Linked DNA regions of Homo sapiens: region 2 is linked to region 1. Evidence: read pairs that join two places in POLR2A ChIA-PET (ENCODE). Cell type or tissue: Panc1. All regions are shown on one strand. Links, peaks and the distances in the headings refer to the core of each region. The heading gives the core; the rest is flanking DNA. Region 1 overlaps ATPAF2 (ATP synthase mitochondrial F1 complex assembly factor 2). Region 2 holds the start of SMCR5 (Smith-Magenis syndrome chromosome region, candidate 5).

The links. ChIA-PET counts read pairs that join two places held together with the same protein. Peaks named below come from ENCODE experiments on the same cell type or tissue, not always from the same donor. Only the 100,000 strongest peaks of a DNase experiment are listed, where the experiment ranks them.
Region 2: POLR2A ChIA-PET joins it to region 1 with 21 read pairs; 3 of 35 experiments call an interaction of 5 or more read pairs at or near these places.

The regions. Positions count from the first base shown.
Region 1 is chr17:18,023,390-18,032,968 of GRCh38, forward strand. It overlaps ATPAF2 (ATP synthase mitochondrial F1 complex assembly factor 2), which reads right to left. Exons shown (of 8, transcript NM_145691.4): 2 at 5,226-5,270; 3 at 4,843-4,988; 4 at 2,930-3,027; 5 at 1,235-1,315. Among named protein-coding and RNA genes, the nearest start is that of ATPAF2, 11 kb to the right of the region's middle. In Panc1, for the core only: no CTCF peak of the experiment used is centred there; no DNase peak of the experiment used is centred there.
Region 2 is chr17:17,774,048-17,783,626 of GRCh38, forward strand. The region is part of intron 2 of RAI1 (retinoic acid induced 1); the gene reads left to right. It overlaps SMCR5 (Smith-Magenis syndrome chromosome region, candidate 5), which reads right to left and starts at 5,482. Exons shown (of 1, transcript NR_024007.1): 1 at 2,639-5,482. LOC124903942 (a long non-coding RNA gene) reads right to left here and starts at 9,497. Exons shown (of 2, transcript XR_007065649.1): 1 at 9,406-9,497; 2 at 1,496-2,123. RefSeq lists enhancers at 4,709-5,598, 6,488-7,377, 8,513-9,013 and silencers at 8,685-8,934, 9,055-9,254. In Panc1, for the core only: a CTCF peak has its summit at 7,139; no DNase peak of the experiment used is centred there; H3K4me3 peaks cover 1,003 bases; H3K27ac peaks cover 1,226 bases.

The DNA.
Region 1 (9,579 bases), core at 2,557-7,556:
TGCACTCCAGCCTGGGCGACAGAGCGAGACTCCATCTCAAGAAAGAAAAAATAAAAAATCCTTGCTGAAATTCCTAATAGTACAAATGGACTGTAAGAAATGGCTAAGTTTTTCTATAAACTCTTAAGGATGAGGTATTTCCTGCCACAAGAATCTGATGATTTTATACTATAGCAAAGATCTCTAGGCACCTAAATTATTATTACATTTCATTAGATTCTGAAATGACACTGTTTTGTCACATTCCCACATAGTATTGTAGTCTGGTCTTTAGAGCACTGCCTTTGCCTTCTCTTTTAAGACCCAAGGACACCTGCCACATTGTGAGCATCGGGCAGCATGTGGCAAATCAGTGAACTGATTGGTAACATCACTTTTGTGGAAAACTGCTATACCAAGAAATGTGCCTTGCAAGCTTAGAAAATACCACAGTCAAGGTAGTACCATGAAAGCCAGCCCTTCCAAATTTCCCTTGGGATCAAATGAAATTGAATTTATTTTGCCACCACATCAATAATCCATTCAACTTTGCACTCAAGAGTCTTCCTATTAAAGAAAAATATTTCATATCAATTCCTGGAAGCTACATATCCATTGGATGTTACCCGTAATTTTGCAGGAAGCTATCCAGACTTTTCTCCAAGTGCATACATATCGTATATGTTGTTCTGTTATTTTATTTAATAGTACAGCAATTGTGACAAAGATTAAAATCACTGCCAAAATTTGAACATTTACTGTGTGCTAATAAGCAGGATGCTAAGCCTTTACATGCATCAATTCATTTATTCCTCCTCAAACCCTGAGAGGTAGGGATTATTAGCCCCATTTATAGACAAGAAAATTGAAGCTCAGAGAGATCAACTCATTAGCCAAGTCACACAGCTGAGTCTTCAGCAGAGCTGGGATTCAAACCGACACTGCTGCTCTGACCCGCTGGCAGAAGGTGGCCTGGGAACTCCACTGCTTCTCCAAGGACACAGAGCTGCCCCTACACTTCATGAACCGCTACAGCAGGTGTGCTGTACCTAGTGGCTGAAATTAAATTTGAGGTGCTTTTTTCCCAGGATGACCCTATCCCTGATCATATGAGGGGAGCCAAATCCCACGAGTGCTCTGAAATCAGAAAGCTGACTAGCTAAGGGCACTAGTTTTCCAGCGTGACCCCCTGACCCCTACACTCCACCAAACGCAGGTGCCCAGTCAGTGCTTTCTGCAGGGCTGTACATCTTACCTTTTCTCAGCCCATTCGATGATTGGATCCCACTCATTCCTTTGAAGTTCCACTAATGTCTCGGGCTCCTCCACCCTGTAGCTAATTCATTGTAAAAATAACCTTCATTAATAAAAAAGTACAATTCCTTCATTCAGTGATAGAAAAGGAAAAACACAAAGGACAACAGCAAAAACTTCACCACCACCATCCCAGCCCCACAAGTCTTTTCCCCTAAAGCAGTGGTTCTCAAAGTGTGGCCCTGGCACCAGCATCGCCTGGGAACTTGTTAGAAATACACATTCTCAGGTTGCATGCCTACAGAAATCAGAACCTCTGGAGGGGGGCCCAGCAATCTGTTTTAACAAGCCCTCTAGGGGATTCTAGTGTAAGCTTGAGTTTGAGAACCACTACCCTAAATGCCCCCAAATATTTGACAGGTCCAAGCTTGCCACACTGTTACTGCCATCCTAAAGCAGATCCAATCTACTAACTGCAACCCTGGGTCCACACCCGCTTGACCCAGATGCTGAATGGGAATGCTGTGCCAGATGCTCAGTCTTTGCATCTCTACCCTCACCCCCTCCAAGAGACTGTGCCCCTGGTCACAGACCAAATAGCCTGTTTATACCTCATAAGTCCACCCACCTCCTGGCTACAGATGCAGCTGCTGGCACAGATGCCAGACCTGATGGGACCAAGCTAGAGGTCAGGCTGTGCCATTTGTTTGACCAAGAGACACAGACATGAGCCAGTTGAGAGGAGCTGAGCTGCAGGGCCTCATGGGATGGGAATCCAAGTGGGCACTATGGAAATCCACTGTCTTGTGTAAGCAAAGTGGGGAAGAGAGGTCATGAGTTATGCAGGAAAAGCTGGGGTGCTGGGAGGGGCAGATGGACAACCAGCCTTTCCTCCCTCACCTTCCTCTCACCCTAGTAGGGCACAGGGAGGAGCTCTGACATTGGATCTTCCAGCTACCTTTCCTGGTGACCCAACTGTCCTTCATTTCCTGTCAGGATCCCTGTATAGTTTTCAAGAATCCCCTTTTTGTCTGAGCTAGGTTGAATGGGTTTCTGCTCCCTGCAATCAAGTGAACCCTAATATAAATGGAGTGGGCGTTCCCACTAGCTATGGGTCACCCCCTTCGAAAGCACGCCTCCAGCCATCAGTGCTGACTTCCTGTGTCATCGTGAGATGACTCAGGATCCTAGAGCACTTGGGCTAGCAGGCACGGTGCTGCTCAATCATTTCCATTGTTTCTCAACTTTCCTTTGGCATCACTGAACAATTAGCCAAGAAACATAGACACAGAGGAGAATTCAGAACTGGAGAAGGACACTCCTAGTTATCAGCATCCATAGTGCCAAGGATGCTTTACCTGAGAAAGTGTCGGTGGGCAGAAGTTTAAGGTCACAGGCCCCCCTAGGCCTAAGGGGCCTGTGGTCACGGCACCTGCAAGAGCTGCATAACCACCCTCCCAGCCTAAGGAGCAGCTTCTGGGCTAGAGAAGAGGGGTGGCCATGTTCTGACACCATTGTAGCCCGAGGAGTCCTCCTCCTAAGGGGCTACAGAGCAGCCAAGTGCCAAAGTCAAGTGGGCCACCTTCCTTGTCCTTGCAATAAATGGAGAGGGTTTCTTCTTCCACTGATAACCATCTGGGCAAATCAGGAAAAATAGCCTCAATCCAAGGGGAATGCCCATCTAAATGTCCATTACCAGATGGTGTCGGTGTCCAGAAACTTCACGGCTGCCCGGATCAGCTGATCCTTGTTTCTCTGGGTTGGGTTGTCCAATGATGTGTTGCACAATGTGGTCTGAATCAAAGGCAAAAACCACCCTGTCACTGCCTGCGGGGCTCAGGCAAAAGCCCTGCTTTCCTGAGGACACCACATCTGACACATAGCAGACAGCACCACAGCACAGCCCTCCACCAGAGGCGTCTGCATTACCGGAGCAGCAGCACAGCTACTGAGAGTGTGCCACAACCAGGCTCCATGCCAAATGCTTTGTGTTGACGCTCACAGGACTCGAGGGAAGCTTGCAGCAGCCCCAGGATTAGTGAACCTCCCCCATGGTCACATGCCTTTTATTACCAGGCTCTAGTGTATTTAATTTAATCCTCACAACAACCTTTTGGAGTAGGTACTATTATTATGTCCATCTGGGATGTGAAAACTGAGGCCCAGACAGGTTAAGTACATTGTCAAATACAGTTAATAAGACATGTATTAGTGATGGAGCTCAAATCTGACTGGAAACCTTTACCAGCTGCCTCCCTTACACCTTAGAAAGTAGGGAAATAGCCCATGCAAATCGGGATCAAGATTATTTTTTTCGGCCAAGTGTGGTGGCTCACGCCTGTAATCTCAGCACTTTGGGAGGCTGAGGTGGGCAGATCACCTGAGGTCAGGAGTTCAAGACCAGCCTGGCCAACATGGTAAAACCCCATCTCTACTAAAAATACAAAAATTAGCCTGGCATGGTGGTGGACGTCTGTAATCCCAGCTGCTTGGGAGGCTGAGACGGGAGAATCGCTTGAACCCAGGAGGCAGAGGTTGCAGTGAGCCGAGATTATGCCATTGCACTGCAGCCTGGGCAACAGAGTTAGACTGTTTAAAAAAAAAAAAAAGATCTTTTTTTTTCCAGACTTACCTTGTCAATAATAGGCTGCTTAGGTTACCCTATTCGTTTGTAGCCCTAATCACCCTAATTTCACTAGGTTGTCAAGGACCAGGCCAACCACCTCAGCAGGCTGTGATGTTGGGAGGAGGCCCACCTGGGTTTGCAAAGGTTGAGCACAGCAGCGGCTGGGATGATAGCAGCTGACTCCTGTATTGACTGAGTGCCCAGTCAGTGCTGGGGACCATGCCAAGGGCTTTCTTGCATCATCTCATCTCATCCTGACCACAGCTCCGTGAGGTGGGTACTATTATCACTCATCTTTAATCGGTGGGGAATATGGGGCTGCGAAAGGGGTAGCAACCTGCCCAAGGTTACAGTTTAGAAGCTGCAGAGGCTGGACCTAAGAGTGTAGCTGGGCCCTTCCTTCCCCAGGCAGCCTTGGTGCCTAGGCGAGCCACTTTGGTGTGGACGAGGGGGCTGGTTCTATAGGGAGTCTTCCTCACCTCACCCATCTGCCTCCAGTGGATCTTATATTCAACTAATATTTACTGAGTACCAACTAAATTACCTGCTAGTGGCTGTCCAGACACTGATGAGTAAAACAGACATGGCTCCTGCCCTTCTGTTGCTTACCAGGCAGTGGAAGAGACAGACAATAAATGTGCAAACATAAAACAATTATAAATTGCCTAAGTGCTGACAAAACAAATGGCCAGCTGCTGTCATAGAAAATAAGAGAGCTGGGCAGTCAATGAAGGTGACATCTGTCCTGAAACCAAAGGAGAAACCAGCCATCCAGCACAGTGTTCCTAGGAGAGAGAGCTGCAAGTAGCCGGGCCAGACAAGGAAAGAGTTTAGCACGTTAGTGACTTGAGAGGAGGTGAATCCCTGGGGGCCAGACAGGCAAAGGACCAGCCCCCAGGGCCTTGTCGGAATTTGGTAAAGGGTCTACCCTACGAAGCCCTGGGTGGGTCTCAGGGTCCAGGTTCACACTGTGAACTTGTTACCAGGTGCATGGTGTAGTACTTGATGGTATCCTGCTGGGAATCCCACTCAGTAGCCACTGCAATGGCCAGGGCCTCGCTGGGGACGGTAAAGAGCTTGGCTTGGGGAGTTTTCAGCTTCCTGTGGTCCAGGTTTATCTCAAAGCCACCTTGAAAGATCAAATGAAAAACTCTCAGGGATTTGTTAAGTGGAATCAAGTGACCATTCCTATATTTAGCCACTTGAATTGGTGCAGACAAAGCCAACTCTGAGTCCCTTACAGAAATATATCTCACAAAAAGCAGGAAGGATAATCGCACCATGAAACCAGCTGAAGATGAAAAATGTTCCCAACCATTCACAAAAAAAAAAAAAAAAAGAGGCAGTCAAAATTTCAGACACTCACCTTCACCCTGTGTGATGCTGACATTCTGATAAAACCTCTTCCTTTCTGTAAGAAAGATTTTTCAAAGAGGCAGTTTAAAATAACGTTGAGACAACTCAGGAAGCGACAGGACCAGCTTGTATCATTACTGCTAATGTTGATTGATTGGCTTGATTTTCATATCCCCATTCAAGGTCTGCCCTACTCAACACGGTATAATCAACCGCTTCTGATTAAAGCTGGGGGAAGGGAACATCTGATCTCCAGGGAGAAGGGAGGAACAGAACATGCTGGTCATACCTCTGCCAGCCCCGCAGCCTGGGGACAAGTCTGATCAGGAGCATCTCGGCATGCTCTCCCACCCTCCCCACCACCAGTGCCACCTCATGCCAGCACAACGAGTTCAAACCTAAAGTCGGTGTCTGAGTGGGACAAAGCTAGAGACCCATTTCAGGCAAGACTCTGATGCCTCTAAGGAGTGAGTGGAAAGCCAGTGTGCGTGCGCAGGGTGTGCGTGTGTGATACATCGGCAGGATACAGAGCTCCCAAGGGCATTTCCCATCCCCTCTCTCCAATTAATTAACCTAATTAACCAGCTTGCTTGTGTATCCAACAGGAACTCCAAACATTTCCTTCAAGAATGGGAAAATCTATGTCCTTTGTTTTCTTTTGAAAATAACTTGAATAAAATCTTACATGAAACAGTCTCCTTCTTTTACCCTGGAGGGATTAACAACCAAGAGCACTTCTAAGGAATTATGCAGATTCCCTCAACTGATAACAAAGAAGTCACATTTTGGAAGCTATAAGCTATAACTCAGTCTCTCACATCTGTGACAAACACAAAACTTTCATTCATTCATTCGTTTGTTCACTCGTTCATGTGTTCACTGAGTTCTCAAAGTCTTTGGAGACCCTAACTGAAGTTATTTATTGGAAATAATGATGCAGCATGTGGAAGAAAAAAGAGTAAATCATTTGCTTTATTTATTTATTTTATTATTATTTTTTTTTTGAAATGGCGTCTCACTCTCTTGCCCAGGCTGGAGTGTAGTGGTGCAATCTCAGCTCACTGAAACCTCCACCTCCTGGGTTCAAGCGACTCTCCTGCCTCAGTCCCCTGAGTAGCTGGGATTACAGGCATGCGCCAACACACCAGGCTAATTTTTGAATTTTTAGTAGAGGCAGAGTTTTGCCATGCCAGCCAGGTTGGTCTCGAACTCCTGACCTCAAGTGATCCAACCCGTGAGCCACCATGCCCGGCCAAATAGTTTGCCTTTAACGCTAAAAAAAAAAAAAAAAAAAAAAAAAGGCTGGTCGCAGTGGCTCATGCCTATAATCCTAGCACTTTGGGAGGCCAAGGTGGGAAGACTGCTTGAGGCCAGGAGTTCAAGACCCAAGCTGGGCAACATGAGACCCCATCTCTACAAAAAATACAAAAATGAGGCCGGGCGCAGTGGCTCACGCCTGTAATCCCAGCACTTTGGGAGGCGGAGGCGGGTGGATCACCTGAGGTCAGGAGTTCGAGACCAGCCTGGTCAATGTGGTGAAACCCCATCTCTACTAAAAATACAAAAATTAGCCAGGTGTGGTGGCACATGCCTGTAGTCCCAGCTACTCGGGAGGCTGAGGCAGGAGAATCGCTTGAACCCGGGAGGCAGAGGCTGCAGTGAGCTGAGATCACGCCACTGCACTCCAGCCTGGGTGGCAGAGCAAGACTCCATCTCAAAAAAAAAAAAAAAAAAAAAAAGAAAAATTAAAAATTAGCTAGGCATGGTGGCACATGCCTGTAGTCCCCAGCTACTAGGAAGGCTGAAGCAGGAAGATTGCTTGAGCCCAGGAGGCTGAGGCTTCAGGTGAGCTGTGATGGCACCACTGCACTCCAGCCTGGGCAACAGAACAAGACCCTGTCTCTTGGGGAAAAAAAAAAAAAAAAAAAAAACAAGCTTAAGTTAAAATTTCATTAATTCAAATAGACCATGAAAATTCAGGAGAAATTAGTATGTGTGCATGGACAGGGAAGGGTAATGGAGAAGTGGGCAACTGGTTTTACTCCAAATATTTTTTTTCTTTTTCTTTTTTTTTTTTTTTTGAGATGGAGTCTCACTCTGTTGCCCACGCTGGAGTGCAGTAGCGCGATCTCAGCTCACTGCAAGCTCCACCTCCCAGGTTCACGCCATTCTCCTGCCTCAGCCTCCTGAGTAGCTGCGACTACAGGCGCCGCCACCACGCCTGGCTTTTTTTTTTTTTTTTTTTTTTTTAGTAGAGACGGGGTTTCACCGTGTTAGCCAGGATGGTCTTGATCTCCTGACCTCGTGATCCACCTGCCTTGGCCTCCCAAAGTGCTGGGATTGCAGGCGTGAGCCACCGCGCCTGGCCTTTTTTTTTTTTTTTTTTGAGATGGAGTCTCACTTTGTCGCCCAGGCTGTAGTGCAGTGGCGCGATCTCGGTTCACTGCAAGTTCTGCCTCCTCGGTTCACACCATTCTCCTGCCTCAGCCTCCCGAGTACCTGGGACTACAGGTGCCTGCCACCACGCCTGGCTAATTTTTTGCATTTTGTTTAGTAGAGGCGGGGTTTCACCATGTTAGCCAGGATGGTCTCGATCTCCTGACCTCGTGATCCGCCCACCTCAGCCTCCCAAAGTGCTGGGATTACAGGCGTGAGCCACTGCGCCCAGCCTACTCCAAATATTTTTATGTTTTCCCATCATATCAGTTTTCTATAAATCTCATTTGCTATCACTAATACTTACAGACAGAGGGCCCAAAATTGCATTCCACATTTGCACTTACTAAACTAAGGCCCAAATTGTTTTCCCACAAAAATATGTGTGTGTCTACCATGTGTCTTGGCACTTGGGATACAAGAGTGAATAAAATAGACAGAGTTTAAAGTGTTTTTTTAGGCCAGGCGCGGTGGTCACGCCTGTAATCCCAGCACTTTGGGGGGCTGAGGCGGGCGGATCACGAGGTCAGGAGATTGAGACCATCCTGGCTAACACAGTGAAACCCCATCTCTACTAAAAATACAAAAAATTAGCCGGGCGTGGTGGCGGGCGCCTGTAGTCCCAGCTACTTGGGAGGCTGAGGCAGGAGAATGGCGTGAACCCGGGAGGTGGAGCTTGCAGTGAGCTGAGATCGCACCACTGCACTCCAGCCTGGGTGACAAAGCAAGACTCCATCTCAAAAAAAAGAAAATAAAGTGTTTTTTTAGGATCAGATCTGTCCACCAAGATGATGTTGTCTTACTATGGCACCTTCATCTGAAATCACAACACTGATTATCTCATACGTTTGACACTAAAATTAGAAGTTTACAGCACCCTACTGCTTTTAAATTTCTCTACATGCTGTCCTGGTCATATCCAAATGGCAGGCTAGACATGGGTCTGGAGGCCTCCTTTCCTCTCTCAGGTCTGGAGTGAGGTAGACCATGTCCTTTGTGTTTTCCAATGCAACAGGCTGGGCTGCATGTATAAAAGCCAGGCCAGGCAGGAAGTTGGGAAGGGCTCTGAAAGCTCTGACTCAACACTGGGGAAAGGGTCTTCCCATGTCAGCAGGAAGAGCCAGCAGAGTGTACAAATGTACAAGAGTGAGCACTCTAGCATACTTCCAGGCCCGGTCTGGGAAGTGAACCCAAGAGACCTGGGGCAGACGAACAGACTCAAGGCAGGAACTGCCAGCACAGGGCTGAACCTTCAAAAGCTCCTGGGACAGCCAGGTTTCCCAAGAGGGAAGTCTTTTTTCTGTTTTGTTGGCCAGGCTCACTTCTGTAACTGAATAAGAAAAAACTAGATGGGAGTGGGATAGATGGAGGGCAGGGAAGAAGCCACCAAAAATTTCTCCAAGCAGAAGAAAACCATGCAGAAAATGAGACGGCAGAAGGGCAAAAGAAGCCCAGGGGCCGCCAGGCCTCAGATTAGAAGGCAGGTGCACATAGATGTGTTTTAGCCAGGGGCTCTCCTGAATGACCCACTGACACTTGGAGGGGCAAACGTGTCTTGGAACAAGCTTTGGTGAGTACTGATCATGTTCCAGGACATACAAGTCCTGGGGATGGGACATGTGCAAAGCTCATCTCTGCACTCTCCAGCCATTTACTGTCTAGTAGGAATACAGACACTAAACCAGGCAAACAATAAGGTGACTTCTGTGATGGGGCAGGCACGTGGAACGATTAGTCAGAATTAAATTGCAACTTGAAGGTGAGGCAGGAGGTACCAAACTTTCTGATTGATTCAATTTTTTTTTTTTTTTTTTGGCAGAGCAGGGCTGTGGAAGTAGTTTCCAGATGAAGAAACAGGTTGCATGAAGGACCAGGGTTTCTAGAGAGCAGTTGTGGACTAGACAGATGGTCAGAAGGAGAATGCAAGA
Region 2 (9,579 bases), core at 2,941-7,940, 250 kb before region 1:
ATAAGTGCCCTAACCTCTCTGTGCCTCTGCTGCCTCCTCTATGAGTTAAAATGTGTAGACTGCTTCTCAGAACAGGGCCCAACACATGTCTGGTAGGTGTGGGAATTAGCCCCGAGGATGCTGATGACAAAGCATTTCTGTATCTGTTTTGCTCATGGGTTCTTTGCTCAACCCTGCAAGGTGGGCATTTAATCACTATCCCTATTTTATGGGTGAGGAAGCGGAAGCCCAGCAAGTTGGGGTGACTCACCTGAGGTCACACAGCGAGTCAGCAGTGGGCGTCAGGTACTCGGTGTTCTTTCCAAAGACTCCTGAGGCCCTGGTCTGGAAAAAGCCAGCTCTGGACCAGGCCGGAACACAGGGGCCTTTCTGAACCTTCCTTTCAGGGGCCTGGGGCCGCAGGGGCCTCCGGCCCGTCAGCCAAGTCTTTTCCTCCCAACATGCCAGCCAGGGAACACAGACAGCCGGACCCCGCTCTGGCCACTGCCCCGCCAGGCCCCTGTGCCAGGACAGCGTGTCCGCCCACCCGGGCAGTGACCAGCTGTTCCTGAGGCTGTGGGCTGGAGCCAGGTTTCTGTCACTTCAAGGAGCTCCTGTCTTCCCGGCCGCACCTCCACAGCCAGCAAGGACCAGTCAGGGATTTTCCTGAACTTTCCCTCTGTTATAAAAGAGTATATAAACATTTACCTTTTAAAAGTAACAGCTAACTTAGTTGCGCCCTCCTCTGCCCAGCATTGGTCTGGCAGCTGCATGTACGTTGTCTCCTGGCATCTGCGCACCATCGTCTGAGGTGCATAATCTTGTGCCTGTTTGCAGATGAGGAAACTGAGGCACAGGGAACTTGAGTTGCCTGCCCAAGCCCCCACAGCAAGGCAGTGTCTGGGTGGGGATTTGGACCTAGACAGGGAGCCTCCCTACCAATCAGGCCTTCAGGGCAGAGTCTTGGGGCCCAGAAAAGCCCAGCCCAGCTTCTGGTTTTAAATTTTATAACGTGTTCCTTTGTTCAGATGATTGAAGGAAAGCATATTGCAGGTAGAAATAGAATGAAAACATTGTAACACATGAAACCAGGAGTGCCTTTGTGTGCAGCTGACCCTTGAACAATGTGGGGGTTAGGGACGCTGACCCCCACACAGCTGAAAATTCATGTGTAATTTTTTTTTTTTTTTTTTTTGAGACAGGGTCTTGCTCTATTGCCTGAGTTGGAGTGCGGTGGCACAATCTCTGCTCACTGCAGCCTGGACCTCCCAGGCTCAGGTGATCCTCCCAGCTCAGCCTCCCAAGTAGCTGAGACTACAGGCATGCATCACCATGCCCAGCTAATTTTTGTATTTTTAGTAGAAATGGGGTCTCATCATGTCACCCAGGCTAGTCACAAACTCCTGGGCTCATGCAGTCTGCCCGCCTCCACCTCCCAAAGTGCTGGAATTATAGGTGTGAGCCACCATGCCTGGCCTCATGTGTAACTTTCGACTCCCCAGTCAATTAACACACATTTTGCATGTTATATGTATTATTTACTGTAGTCTTACAATACAGTAAACTAAAGAAAAGAAAATGTTATTAAAATCCTAAGGAGGAGACAATCGAATCTATTTACTAGTCATGAAGTAAAAGCGGATCATCGTGAAGGTCTTCATCCTCGCCGTCTTTGTATTGAGTAGACTGGGGCCAGGAGAAAGGGAGGGTCTTGCTGTCTCGGGTGGTGGAGGGGGAGGCAGGAGAGGCAGGCACACTCGGTGTAACCTTTTGAAAAAACTATCTTGGGATCTTGGCTCAGTTATTCCGATGCTGAGTATGCTAATCACATCTAATTTTCATTGATTCTGAGAAAAACATCCACATATAAGTAGACTGTGTTGTTCAAGGGTCAGTCATACCTGGCCCTGGCAGCAGCAGGTCCCCACACAGCTTAGCGCTTGAGCCAGTCCTGGCTGCTGCGTCCCCCAAAGCTGTGTACCCACTGAGGAGGACGCAGCCTGTACAGGAATTCAGGTTTGGTTCTCCTTCCCCTCTTGGGGGCTGTTTCCTCATCCGTAAAATGGGAGGCTGATCCCTATCTTGCGCATTGCAGGACGCAGGGGAGCTGACTCCTCTTGGCAGCTGGGTCTTGTCCCATCCTACTGAGGGGGAAACTGAGGTCAACCCACCAGCCTAGAGTCAAACAGCTGGAAAGTGGCAGTGCCAGATTTGAGCCTGAAACCAGGTTATTTTTTCAGTCACCTTGCCTAGCCATTCATAGAAGTTTTTAAATCTTTTAGGAGTTATCACATGCTCATGGTAGAAAAATTCAAATGCAATTTCCTTTTTATACAAATGTTTTGTACACACTTTTTTTTTTGAGACAAAGTCTCACTCTGTTGCCCAGGCTGGAGTCCAGTGGCGCGATCTCAGCTTACTGCAGCCTCCACCTCCTGAGTTCCAGCGATTCTTGTGCCTCAGCCTCCTGAGTAGCTGGGATTACAGGTGTGTATCACCATGCCCAGTTAATTTTTGTATTTTTATACAGATGGAGTTCCACCATGTTGGCCATCCTGGCCTCAAGTGATCATCCCACCTTGGCCTCCCAAAGTGCTGGGATTATAGGCATGAGCCACCGTGCCTGGCTCACTTTTTTTTTTTTTTTTTTTTTTTTTTTGAGAGAGGGTCTTGCTCTGTCGCCCAGACTGTGCAGTGGTGCAGTCACAGCTCACTGCAGCCTGACTTCATGGGCTCAAGCAATCCTCCTACCTCAGCTTCCCAAGTAGCTGGGACCGCAGGCAAACACCACCTCACCTGCCTAGTTCATTTTTTTTCTTGTAGAGGTAGGATCTCCCCATGTTACCCAGGCTGGTCTCAAACTCCTATGCTCAAGCAATCCTCCTGCCTTAGCCTCCCAAAGTGCTGGCATTACAGTGTGAGCCACTGCACCCGGCCCTGTACACACTTTCTACACTGCACTTTTTTTCACCAACTTGAAGACTGCTCCAATTAATCCATGTGGTGCTTCCATTCTCTGAGTACTCAGCCAATAGAACCTCCCAGATGTATCTCCCTCATCCCCCTTGGATGGACAGCTAGGGGATCCCGTGTTTTGCTGCTGCAAAGGACATTGCAGTTGGTAGCCTTGTGCAGATGACTTCGGGCCCAGGTTAGAGGGCACATGTAATTTGCATTTGGGTCCATATTGCCAGAAAGCTCTCCAAAGAGGTAGTACCATTTTACCCTCCCATCCCCAACTAGATTGGGCACCTCTTTCCCCATGCCCTCACCAGCTAGGCAGATGCTCTGTGCCAAGAAAACCAAACAGCTGCTTCCCTTACAAATACTCAAGGGCCTGGGCATGTGTGGGGGCCTGAGTCCAGCCTGCACCCGTTACCAACTGCAAGATCTCAGGCAATAGGCTTCACCCCGTGGGGCTCAGTTTCCTCATCTGTAAAACAGTGGTGATTGGATTATGGTGAGAAGTTTGTAGATGCAAATGCCTAGGACAGTGCCTGGAACATCGAGGCCCCAGGTCAGAAGTGGCTGTTCTTACGAGTCTGCATGAGTCTTGTACCCCATGACTGCAGTCATGGGGATGGGGGCCCAGCCCCTAGGATGGATGCTCAGGCCTCAGACCTGTGTTTTGGGAAGGGATGAAGGGAAGGGAAGAGCAATGTGGGGAATTACCAAGGGGAAAGGGTGGGATTAGCTTATCCCAGCTTCCCACTGTGCCAGTGGGGAAACTGAGGCCCAGAGGGGCCCAGGCCTTGAAGTGATTGCAAGTTCAGCAGCATGAAACTGCTCTTTATCCGTGCACTGCTGTCAGGAACAAATGCTGAATGGAGAGTCCGGAGGGTTGCCCAGGCCACTGCAGGACCCAAGCTCTGAGACTGAGGGCTTGGGGACACAGAGCCAGAGCCTTGTCCTGAAATCCTGGAGGGTGCTCCTTGGACAGGACAAAACTTGTATTCTCTCTCTGAGCCCAGCCTCAGCAGAACCCAGAGTCTTCCAGGGCTGAGATCTTGCCGTACCAGCTGCGGTCACAGACCTGCCACACTGGCTTGACCTGGGAGTTCCTTACAGCTGCAGAACCCCTGTCCCACCTGACCCGCTGCATCAAAATCTGCGTCTCACCAGGATGTACACTTTAATGTTTGAGGAGCACTGAGACTCAGCCAGGATGATACTCTACCTGCCTGCAGGTACAGGCCGCTGCTCTATGGGCAGACCTCAACCCTCAGCCCCAGAATGTCCTCCCCAGCTCTGTCGCAGACATACGTGGCTCCCTGGGAGGCATAGAAAGTACAAGACTTGGACCTGGCTCCCCATGAACTGGTGGCCCTGGAAGTTGCTACCTTTTATTGAGCCCCTGCCAGCTACCAAGCACATTATCCCATTTCGTCCCACAACAGCACTGAAAGTTTGCTGTTTAATTTAGAGTATCTTGCAGCTTAGGCACACAAAGCACAGAGAGGTTAAGTAAACTGCCCAAGGTCACCCAGCATATACATATGCAGGAGCTGGGATATGAATCCAGAGCTGACCCCGGCACCAGAGTCTAGCCATTTACAATCAGAGTGGGCATGGGGGCAGATGGTGGCTCCTCTCACCCCTGAAACCGGAGCCCCAGCCCCTATGAGCCCTCACAGTTCATTGGTCTGGCTGTGGTGAATCTGACCTCTCAAAAGCCTCCCTTTCCGGAGCAGAGGCCTGCGATTCTCCATGCTGGAGAGCCCGCCAAGAGGGATTCTCCTACAACTTTCCAGAACACAGCAGTTCTGGGGCCAGGCCAAGCTAGCTATGTACAGCTGGAAGAGGCTCTCTCCCCCAGATGCTGAGTGACTAGAAGCCAAGAGGGAGGGAGTTCTGGAATGGTCTGCAGCAGCTGGAGGTGAGGCCTGAGGGGGCTGGGGCGGGGCCTGGGAAGAGGGGCCAGTGCACAGAGTATTCTGAACCGCAGAAAGTATTCTGTTCACTCTGGGAGAAAAACAAGAGTGTTGTTCAAAACAGCTGGACGCCAGGCCCAGTTGCCCTCGCCTGGTTTTTACTCTTAAACACCTTCGCATTTCATGGCTGTTCCAAAGAGAGAGAAATCAGCCAGTTGTCCATTCAGACACAAGACAAGGCATCAGCCGACAACCAAAGGCAAATATTTTCCGTGGTGAGGAAAGCCTCCCGGGTGGCCCCAGGCCTGCCTCTGGAGCAGTGGCTGGCTGGTGGCTGGCTCTCCCCGAAGGTCGCTGCTTCTGGTCAGCAGACTGCGTGTCTGGGGGACTGGCCAGGATCCGCACCCACCCAGGGAGCGCTGGGGGCAGCGGGGCGGCCATCCTAGGCCCGTAGTAAATGGAAGCTCCCTTCCTGGCATGAGAGCAGCCAGGCCTCCAGGGAGGCCAGGACAGCGTGGGCCCCACAGTTCCCTGTCTTGAAACCCCAGCCCTTGATATCAAAATGGGACCTGTTAGTCTGTTGTCGGGGAGGGGGATTTAACTGCCCAAAGCTCTTAGGCCCTGAGTGAATTTTTTTCAGCACAACAGTAGCTACACACAGTTGAAGAGTGTGGCACATGGCTACATAGGGTTTGTATTTGGTCTACAGATGAAGGAACAAGACCCATGTGGACTTAGGCCTCATTATCATAATTCTGCAGCCCCAGGAGCCAAATCCCCACATGGAAACCCTTAGTAGGTAGCCTGGCCAAGTGGGTAGCGGGAAATCAGTGATGGTAGGCCCTGGGACTTCTCTCTAGTCCCCTCCCCACCCTTTTTTTTTTTTTTTTTTTTTAATAGACGGAGTCTCGCCCTTGCCCAGGCTGGAGTGCAGTGGCGCGATCTTGGCTCACTGCAGGCTCCGCCCCCCGGGGTTCACGCCATTCTCCTGCCTCAGCCTCCTGCATAGCTGGGACTGCAGGCACCCGCCACCTCGCCCGGCTAATTTTTTGTATTTTTAGTAGAGACGGGGTTTCACCGTGTTAGCCAGGATGGTCTCGATCTCCTGACCTCATGATCCGCCTGCCTCGGCCTCCCAAAGTGCTCGGATTACAGGAGTGAGCCACTCCACCCAGGCTTTTTTTTAAGACAAGAGTTTTACTCTTGTCCCCAGGCTGGAGTGCAATGGCGCAATCTTGGCTCACTGCAACCTCCGCCTCCCAGGTTCAAGCAATTCTCATGCCTCAGCCTCCCGAGTAGCTGGAATTACAGGCGCATGCTACCATGTCAAGTTAATTTTTATATTTTTAGTAGAGACGGGGTTTCAACATGTTTGCCAGGCTGGTCTCAAACTCCTGACTTCAAGTGATCCACCCACCTTGGCCTCCCAAAGTGCTAGGATTACAGGCGTGAGGCATCGCACCCGGCCACCCACCCTTTTTTTCTCCCAAGAAAACCAGTTTTCTGAAATTTTCAGGGGGAACCAGGACCTCCTCGCCCATGTCTTTCACCCCTGGGTGCCTGTATCCTGTATTCACCAAAGCCCCACGGGCATCTCCCCGATTGAGGTCCCACCCCTCAGGGCCTAGGACAGGGGGACCAGGGAGGGCCCCCAGAGGCTGGAGTTTGGAATACCCCCTTCTCTTCTCTGGAGCTCAGTTTGCATGTCTGTGAAATGACAGGTGATGTCACCTCCCAGAAGGGCAGTTTGAGAGAAGTAAAATCTATTGAGGCACCTTGGACACAGGAGGGGGTCAGACGGCATCAGCCTTTGAGGGTGCTGCAGTTACACGGCTCCAGCAGTCTGAGCCTTATCAAGACCTTTCCAGATATGAGGGAAGTCCATGCCCAGTGTCTAGCTGGCTGGGGGAGAAGCCCCTTGAGAACCCCCACTCTGTAATGCTAGGCTCTGCATTTGCTTAGGAGGCTGTGTCCCTGTCTCTCCCCTTCTGGGCCAGCCTTGCTTTCTGGGCAGGCCCAGGAGTGTCCCGGGCCCAGCACTCAGAGTCAGCGCTGTCTTTAATCTGTATTCCACAGGCATCCTCACCCCCTCCCCTCCCAGGAGCTAGGAACCTGCCAGGCTTCTTACCTCTCTGCTGGAATCTCCACCCCCCACCAGAGGCTGCCCTCTTGGGGAAGGGGCCCAGCCCTTGAGGCCTGTCTCCTCCAGACTAGCTAAACCACAGAGAGAACTCCATCTCAGGTTCCCAAATAGGCGGTATTCTTCCCCGCCACCAAGCTAGGCAGCTCCTGGCGGCTGGAATGCCCTGCTCCTTTCTCAGCCCACCACTTCCTCCAACCTTCCGTCCTCTGTGCTGCAGCAGGGAGTCTTACCCCACCTCCTTCAGGAGGGAGGTGCTCACGGGTTCCTATGCCTGTGGGTCTCCAGGATTGGGCACGGAGCAGTCTGCAAAATGTCAAGTGAGGGAGAGATCCAGTCAAAGCCCCAGGGGGGCCTCTGAGCTCAGTCAGCTCCTCTGCTGCTCCCCACCTCTTGGGGGAAGGACAGGCTGGGGTTTGCATGGGTGGCCTTTTGGAGAGCAGAGTAATGGGAGCCTACTTGAACTTCCTGCGGCCTCATTCCCTGACTGGGGGCGGAGGGTAGTCTGAGCTGCTGGCCTGGGGTGCTTGGCCGCAGGGGAAGGGGCTGGGAGGGAGGGGTCTGGGTGAGTCTAAGGGAGGGTGAGCCTGAAAAGGGGACGGCAGCACTAAACTGCCTTCGGGGAGTCCCCACTGTGCGCCCCTGGCACTTTCCCAGTCCCCTGGCGCGGTCGCAGGCACGGGTGGGGTCTGCCTCAAAGTTGTTGGTACGGCCAGCCCGCTGCTGTTTAAATGGTGTGTTTGTTTAGAGCGGCTTAGGGAGGGAACTGGAAATGGGGGGCGGGGGCAGCGCCCCACTTGGCGCCACCGCTGCCGGAGGGTCTGCGTGTTAGAAGCCCCAGCTTCGTAAATGACCGAAGAAGGGTGGGCGTTGAGGAGGGAAGGCCGAAAACCAACGGAGGGCTCGGGGCCCCGGGCCGGCCGCCCCCTTTTTGCGGGGGGAGAGCAGGAGCCGCCTCTCGCAGCCACTCTGCGCGCGGGGTGGGAGGGAGAGAGGGAGGCGAAGGGACGACAGCGCCGGGCTCCCCGCCCCCATCCCACCCGGTTCCAATATTTCGCAGAAAGGCACGCGGCTCCTAATCGGTCTTTTCCAGGCTGAGATTTAGCCGTGCGATGCCCGCGCAGGGGCGGGGGCCGCGGGCCAGGGGAGGCGCTCAGAGTCCGGAGCCGCCGAGCGAGGTGAGGAGCCCGCGTCCTCGGCTGGTGGAGCGGGCGGGCGGGCGCGCAAACCCGAGAGGCAGATATAGAAAGGGGGGCAGGTTAAAAATAACCCTCTCCGGCTGGGAAGCTCGCGCGCGCTCTCTCGCCTCGTTCGGTGCCAGAGGACTCCAGGGGAGGTGGCGTTGGGGAGGGCAGAGCGGGATTCCCCCTCCTCCGCCGGGCGGGGTGCCCGCCTGCGCGCCGCGGTTGCACGTGTGCGGGGCCGCGCGCCCGGGCCCCCTCTGCACCCGGTCGGTGGGTGCCCCCTCCCCAGGACCGGGCGCATCTGGCAGTGGCCCCCCGCCCGCAGCCTTGCGCGGCTGGAGGGAAGCGCTCCATTATTCATTATTTACGAGCGTTAATAGGTTTGAGCCACGGGGGCGGGGGGTTGGGGGGGCGACGAGGACCCAGTGGGGACCGAAGCATTAGAAGAAGGGATAGGGAGGGAGGGGGAAGGGCGGGGGCGGGGCTGTGCCGCGGCCTGGAGGAAGAGGTCTCGGCCTGGGGCCCGGCGAGCCGGGCGCACCTCTCCGTCAGGTTTCTCCACACCGCCGGCCGTCGAGGCTGCTCAGGGCGCCAAGAGGGCAGCACGGGCCTTAGATTTTGCTCTCGGCCTCTGTCCTTCGCGTCCTCGCCCTTACCGAGGCGTGGGGAGGGAGCTGCGGAGGCCGTACGCCCCGCCCTGCGCGCCCCTTGCCGCCGCCGCGTCCCCGCGGCAGCCCCGGCCTCATTTATCATCATCTTTGGTCAAGTGGAGTGTGCAAGGAACAGCTGCTTCACTCGGCTGACTTCGAGGGCGGCTACGGGAGAATCAGGGAGATGAATGATGGGGGCTGGTGGCAGCCCCCCGCGGTCCCCGCGCAGGCGAGAGGGAGGCGGGGACGTCCAGGGCCGCCTCCGCCTCATGGCGAGTGCAGCGCCCCCTTCCTCTCTCCTGGCGCCTGCAGCGACCGGGGACCGGGGGACCGGGGCACCGAGGACCGGGCCCGCCCCGGGAGGGGACTGGGCGCGGGGACGGGGGGGCGCCCTTCGCCGGCGGAGAACTGGCGGGCGCGCTGCCGGCAGAGCCCGAGGTTGCCGTGACCTTGCTGGGGTCAGCGGGCTGGGCTGCGGAGGCGGCGGCGCGGCGTCTTTGGTGCGCTTTCCGGATTGGCGCAGAGGCCGGGAAACAAGGCGGGGGCGGGCGGGGGAACACAAATAGAAGGTGAAATTTTACCTGCCCCTGAGGGAGTCCTGCGGATTTTCTCCGGCAGCAGCAGGCGCTCTGCCTTTGTCTTACACGGCTGAAACATCTGTTGCAGAGGGGCGGAGAGGCCGCAACAACCCCCACACACCCTGCGCTGCTCCCCGTCCCCCTCTGCCCCAGCCGGGCTGCAGGACTCCAGGCGCC